Linked DNA regions of Homo sapiens: region 1 is linked to region 2. A link is a contact called in ENCODE Hi-C data. All regions are on one chromosome and are shown on one strand. The core of a region is the stretch at or near the end of the contact, and the rest is flanking DNA. Distances in the headings are between cores, read along the strand shown. Region 1 holds the start of DPM1 (dolichyl-phosphate mannosyltransferase subunit 1, catalytic). Region 2 holds the start of OSER1 (oxidative stress responsive serine rich 1).

Evidence for each region. Hi-C counts contacts between places; a loop is a spot of excess contacts on that map. Pooled maps may share reads with other maps.
Region 1: a loop to region 2 is called in a pooled map, with 17 times the contacts of the local background. The contact joins the promoter of DPM1 here to the promoter of OSER1 in region 2. A Hi-C loop is called at or near these places in 4 of 50 pooled maps.

What each region holds. Positions count from the first base shown.
Region 1 is chr20:50,957,082-50,959,781 of GRCh38, forward strand. It overlaps DPM1 (dolichyl-phosphate mannosyltransferase subunit 1, catalytic), which reads right to left and starts at 1,451. Exons shown (of 9, transcript NM_003859.3): 1 at 1,282-1,451. The coding sequence starts at 1,442. MOCS3 (molybdenum cofactor synthesis 3) reads left to right here and starts at 1,737. Exons shown (of 1, transcript NM_014484.5): 1 at 1,737-2,700. The coding sequence starts at 1,762. RefSeq lists enhancers at 1,208-1,697, 1,910-2,520.
Region 2 is chr20:44,209,476-44,212,175 of GRCh38, forward strand. OSER1 (oxidative stress responsive serine rich 1) reads right to left here and starts at 1,296. Exons shown (of 4, transcript NM_016470.8): 1 at 1,221-1,296. It overlaps OSER1-DT (OSER1 divergent transcript), which reads left to right and starts at 1,485. Exons shown (of 3, transcript NR_038339.2): 1 at 1,485-1,602. RefSeq lists an enhancer at 706-1,325 and silencers at 985-1,054, 1,250-1,698.

The DNA.
Region 1 (2,700 bases), core at 201-2,700, 6.7 Mb after region 2:
TTTCTTTAATTTAGAGCTTATAGAAATCAAAATTAAAAGATTAAACAGGAAAAATAAAAATTTTAAAACTCTGAGGGGCAAGGCATATGAAGGCAGTTATTCAAGGAAATACAATCAAAACAGCAATGGTTTTCACAAATGAGTACTTCCAACAATGTTAAGTCTAATGCTCAGGCGGGCTGGTTGATAGGGAAACAGGCACTCTGAAGAATGGAGAGTCCAAACTTGTACAACCTTTTTTTTCTTTAGAGCAATTTGGCAGTAACTGTCCATTTTAAGCACATTTCTGTCGACCCAGCAATCCTACCTCGAAGAATTTATCCCTAGTACACAAGTAAAAGTATGAACGCGTCTGCTGCCAACACTGATGCAATAAAGGAGCACCGCTATGTGTCAAGCACTTTTCTAAATTTAGCTGGAAAATATGGTGTGAACAAAGTCCTTGTTCTCATCGACAAAGCAAAAGCCAAAAAACAGAAACAACCAAAAGGCGCTGGAAATAATCCAGTTCATTGCCATGACCTGATTAAATAAATAACACAGCCATATGGAATGTTACCTAACTTCCAAAGTAATTTGCTATGTTTGTACATGTTAATATGAGAAAAAGTCTTCAAAGATTTCACAGCATGATCCCATTTGTGCAATCGTAAAACAAGTTACTTCGTACTGACTCCAGGATTTTTTGCAGTTTTTAAAAACACTGCATTAACACTTCCAAATTCGAACTCCACCCACCCCCCATCCCGGTTCTAACAATCACACCAAACATCCACCAGTGATCAGCGAAGATGCTCTTCTGCTTTCTCCTTTCCAGAAAGGTTATCGTGCCCAGCAATAGCTCCCTAACCCACACACACCAAACCTCATGCTTATGTAAGCACTCGGCACCGGAGCGGAGAGTGAGAGCTCTCGCTTGGACTCCCGGCTCTTGCCGCAGATCCTGACCGCCTAGAGGGAGGAGTGGGATCACGCTTTCAGCCTCGCTTCCAAGTAAAAGAGTGGCCAACCTTTCTACGGAAAGGCGGGGGACGGGAGTACTACATAATAAAGATAAATGAGAGTCTCACAAAACCCAAGGGCAGGAATGAGAACCCAGGACACGAAGAAAACCCAACAAGCATCCGCCTCTGCTTCCCTCGCAGGGTGGCCCTCTCCCCGGGCCTTCCTGTGTGAGGCAAAGAAGGCTGGACAGGGCCGCTTCGCGCAGCCAGCTGCCGACACCCGGGCCGGGGAAGCCAGCTCATCTCATTCTTCGGGGAGGGAGACCTGGTGCGCTACCTCTCGGAGAAGCTTTTCACCAGCAGCCACACGATGAGCGGCAGGTTCTCGCGCTCGTTGTAGGTAGGTAAAAGCACCGAATATTTGTTCTGTCGTGGACTGCGCACTTCCAGCTCCCGCCGAGACCTGCGAGGACTACGACTGACTTCCAAGGAGGCCATGGCGGAACTGAGCCAGATGCCGGAAGCGGAATTACGTAATGTGGCGCGGAAAAGGACGGGTCGGACCGTACCAAATTCGGAAGCGGGGGATGACCTGTGTGATTGATCGCTAGTTCTTCTAGGGCCATTGCGTGGTTCAATTAGAAATATTCTGGATTTATACATCTTTGAAGTTTAATCTGAAGGTTTCTTCAGGAAGTAAATATCTATTCATCACCTTTTCCCAAGCTCCATAAAGTTTTTTAGTTTATCCCAGTCGCTAGGAGACAGAAGACGGAAGCGGAAATGCCTTTCACGACAACTTCCGGAAGAGGTCGCCATGGCTTCCCGGGAGGAGGTACTCGCCTTACAAGCTGAAGTTGCCCAACGTGAGGAGGAATTGAATTCGCTGAAGCAGAAGCTGGCGTCGGCTCTTTTGGCTGAGCAGGAACCGCAGCCAGAACGGCTGGTTCCGGTGTCGCCGCTGCCGCCGAAGGCCGCTCTGTCCCGAGATGAGATTCTGCGCTATAGCCGGCAGCTAGTGCTGCCCGAGCTGGGCGTGCACGGACAGCTGCGCCTGGGGACCGCGTGCGTGCTAATCGTGGGCTGCGGTGGGCTCGGCTGTCCACTAGCGCAGTACTTGGCAGCGGCCGGCGTGGGCCGCCTTGGCCTTGTGGACTATGACGTGGTAGAGATGAGCAACCTGGCCCGCCAAGTGCTGCATGGCGAGGCACTGGCTGGCCAGGCCAAGGCCTTTTCGGCCGCCGCCTCGCTGCGCCGCCTCAATTCGGCAGTGGAATGCGTGCCGTACACTCAGGCCCTTACGCCAGCCACTGCCCTAGACCTGGTCCGCCGATATGATGTGGTGGCTGACTGCTCGGACAACGTGCCCACTCGCTACCTGGTTAATGACGCATGTGTGCTGGCGGGTCGGCCCCTCGTGTCTGCCAGTGCCTTGCGCTTCGAGGGCCAAATCACAGTCTACCATTATGACGGTGGCCCTTGCTATCGCTGCATATTCCCCCAACCACCCCCAGCGGAGACAGTGACCAACTGCGCGGACGGCGGGGTGCTCGGTGTCGTTACCGGGGTCCTGGGCTGCCTGCAGGCCTTGGAAGTGCTGAAAATCGCTGCGGGTCTGGGCCCCTCTTACAGTGGCAGCTTGTTGCTCTTTGATGCCCTGAGAGGGCATTTCCGCTCTATTCGGCTGCGGAGCCGCAGGCTCGACTGTGCAGCTTGCGGGGAACGGCCCACTGTGACTGATCTGCTGGACTATGAA
Region 2 (2,700 bases), core at 46-2,545:
CAACAGATATAATTGGCTTGCCTTTCTTCATTAATATTAAATTTGTGGGAGACAGTCTTGGCGTTTTCACTGCAGTGAACTCGTGAAGTTGAACAATCTCCAAAGAGATGAAACTTTAAAAAGCCTATTCGAAGTTAAAGTCAAATCACACCAGGCAATTTAACTTTGCCTCGGATTTTCCACAACCTTACAAAAATTACAAAGTTCTTCTAAGTTCCTCCATCAAAAGGCCAAATTCCTGGTTTTTTCTTTCAACAAAATGGATGCGTCACAATCTTATTTACATCTTGCCGTTTTAACCAAGACCTCCTTGAATCCCAAGCCTAGGTCTACACTTCCAGGCCCCTGAGAAGACCTAAGAACGATCAAGAAGGGATGCGCGGGTAAGCGTTGTCATCACAACATTAAAGATTTCGAAACTCCCAGACCACCAGAAAGCGTAGAGTATGGGGAAGAAAACCAAACCCAGCAACTCTAAGAGGCAAACTAGACCGGGAGGAAACAATCGGCCCCCAGGACAAAAAGCACATTCACACCTCTCCGTGCAACCCACTCATCCCTTTATACTCGCAGCGCTGCAGCCAAAGCACAAAGTTCTTTCTTTTCACCCAGAGTCTGTGCCTGTCGCGGTTAAACATGAACGGAGGAAAATTCCTAGTCAGAACCCAGAGGGGTAGGACGGGGCTTGGAGTGTGGGGACAACGCCAAGCAGGGAGCTGTCCAGGGGCACTGCCCGCCCGGGGTCTCCAGCTGTGAAGTTGCGCTCCTCGGGAGATTCCTGGGGTCAGAACGAGAGGCTGGAGTCGGAGCGAGGCACAAGGGATGCGGGAGAAGAAAGGAGTGGGGCCGAAGAGGTAGCCAAAGAGAATGGGGCTCCGAGGCGAGAGAGAAAGGACTGGAAGGGGCAAAGGGCGGCCAAGGAGGGCGAAAAGGGGAAGCTGCCGCTGGGCGGGAGACGGCGGAGGAGCGAGACGGGGCGGGGGACCGCGGGAGGACGGGAAGGCGGGAAGGGGAGAGAGCGTGGAGCTCGGAGCTCCAGCAGGCACAGGCCGCGGCAGATAAGGGGGCGCGGAGAGGCCCAGGCCCGGCCCAGGCAGGAGGCGTCGGGAGACGACGCGACCCAAGGCGGGCGGGCCCGGGGAAAACCGCCCGCGGCCAGACCGGCAGTGGAAGCTGAGACGCAGTGCTGCGGCCCCTCCCCGTCACGTCAGGGCACTTACCTCCTCGCAGCTGGGACGCTCCGGTGATGCGGGGCAGTCAGTTCAGAGCGTCTCTCCCAAATCTCGGCACCCGACTGACCCGGATCCAAACCAGCCAAGGGGGCGGCCCGCGCCTCGGGAGTCGCGTTGCGCCTGCGCACTCCGGCATGCACCCCTCCCCCTGCTTATGCTCCTCCCACCCCAGTGACTCGGCAGCGCGGCAGCCGACGACTGCGCAGACGCAGGGCGGCGGCCGCGCCTCTCCAACGCCCCGCACCCGCCCCCCTCAGAAGCACGTGCGCCTTACGTAATTTCCTGTTATTCTTCGGTTTGCCTCCTCCCAGTGGCGTGGATTTGCTCCCGACCCGCTTTTGGGGCGTGCCTGCTTCCTCCTCTCTGTTAGGTGAGTGAGTAGGCGTCATTCTTCACAGTAGTCCTCTGCCTCCACCGCCCCGGGATCTCCTTGCGCTCGGTCCTCTACGTGGAGTCACCTATGCAGAGGAATTCCACGGGGCGGGGGCGAGGACAGGGTGCGGGGGTCTTTATGGCAGACAATCCCCGGCTGAGCGCTTGGCCAGAGTTTCTGTGATGCTAGAATCTGGACTGCCTGCGACCTCTCCGGGACTCGGACACCAGCCCTCGCCTCCTGGTGATCTTTTAGGTCCTGCAGAGAAGTGAAGAGGTATTGGACGTGGCCAGGGTCAATAGTGTGAAGCCAGAATTAGAATTGAATTGAAATGCCTTCGGTTTTGATATCTCTGCTGTTTGTCTTGAGGCAACTGCTTTTCCTCCTTTGGGCCTCTCAGTTTTCCATCTAGTAAGTGAGGAAGTTGAACCTTATCGGTGAATCTCGTGTTTTCAGGCGTAGACTCCTTTGAGAATCTGGTGAGAACTGTAGATCCTCTTGCCAAAGAAATGCACCTACACACCAAATTTTGCAAAAAGATTTAGGCAGTTCACCAAAGGAGATGAATTTTAGGATTCTTTACATTTTTCTGATTCTGAATGTTGCTCAGATGGTAGGCGGGAAAAGGTGATCTGTGCAACAGCTGCCACCCGCTCCATCACCAGGACTGGTTCTGCTGATCTAGCTGTGCCTCTCCTCGCCTGCCAATCTCCAGCTCCACGTCTGCACTGCTCAAAGCTTCGTGAGAACAGATGATTTTGCGCAATTGAGTTGGATGGCGTTGATTGTGGCCCACCCCTAGAGTGAGGGTTTTTCCCTGAACCAAAACTGGCCCCATCCACCGTCATTCCCCAATACCTTAGTTGTAGTCAACTAGATAGGCTGCCGAAGATGGTTTAACTGTGTCCAGCTTAACTACAGCCAGGCTTTGGAATGCCTGGCCTATGTCTGTAAATGAAATCTAACAATTTATTGTATAACGTTGTTAAACATGAAGCATGATGTTGGCCCTGGATAAAACATTTTAAATTCTCGTCGTTCATACCAGAGGCTCAGTAACTGACCGGTTGAAAGAAAACTGTTCATTGTAACCTA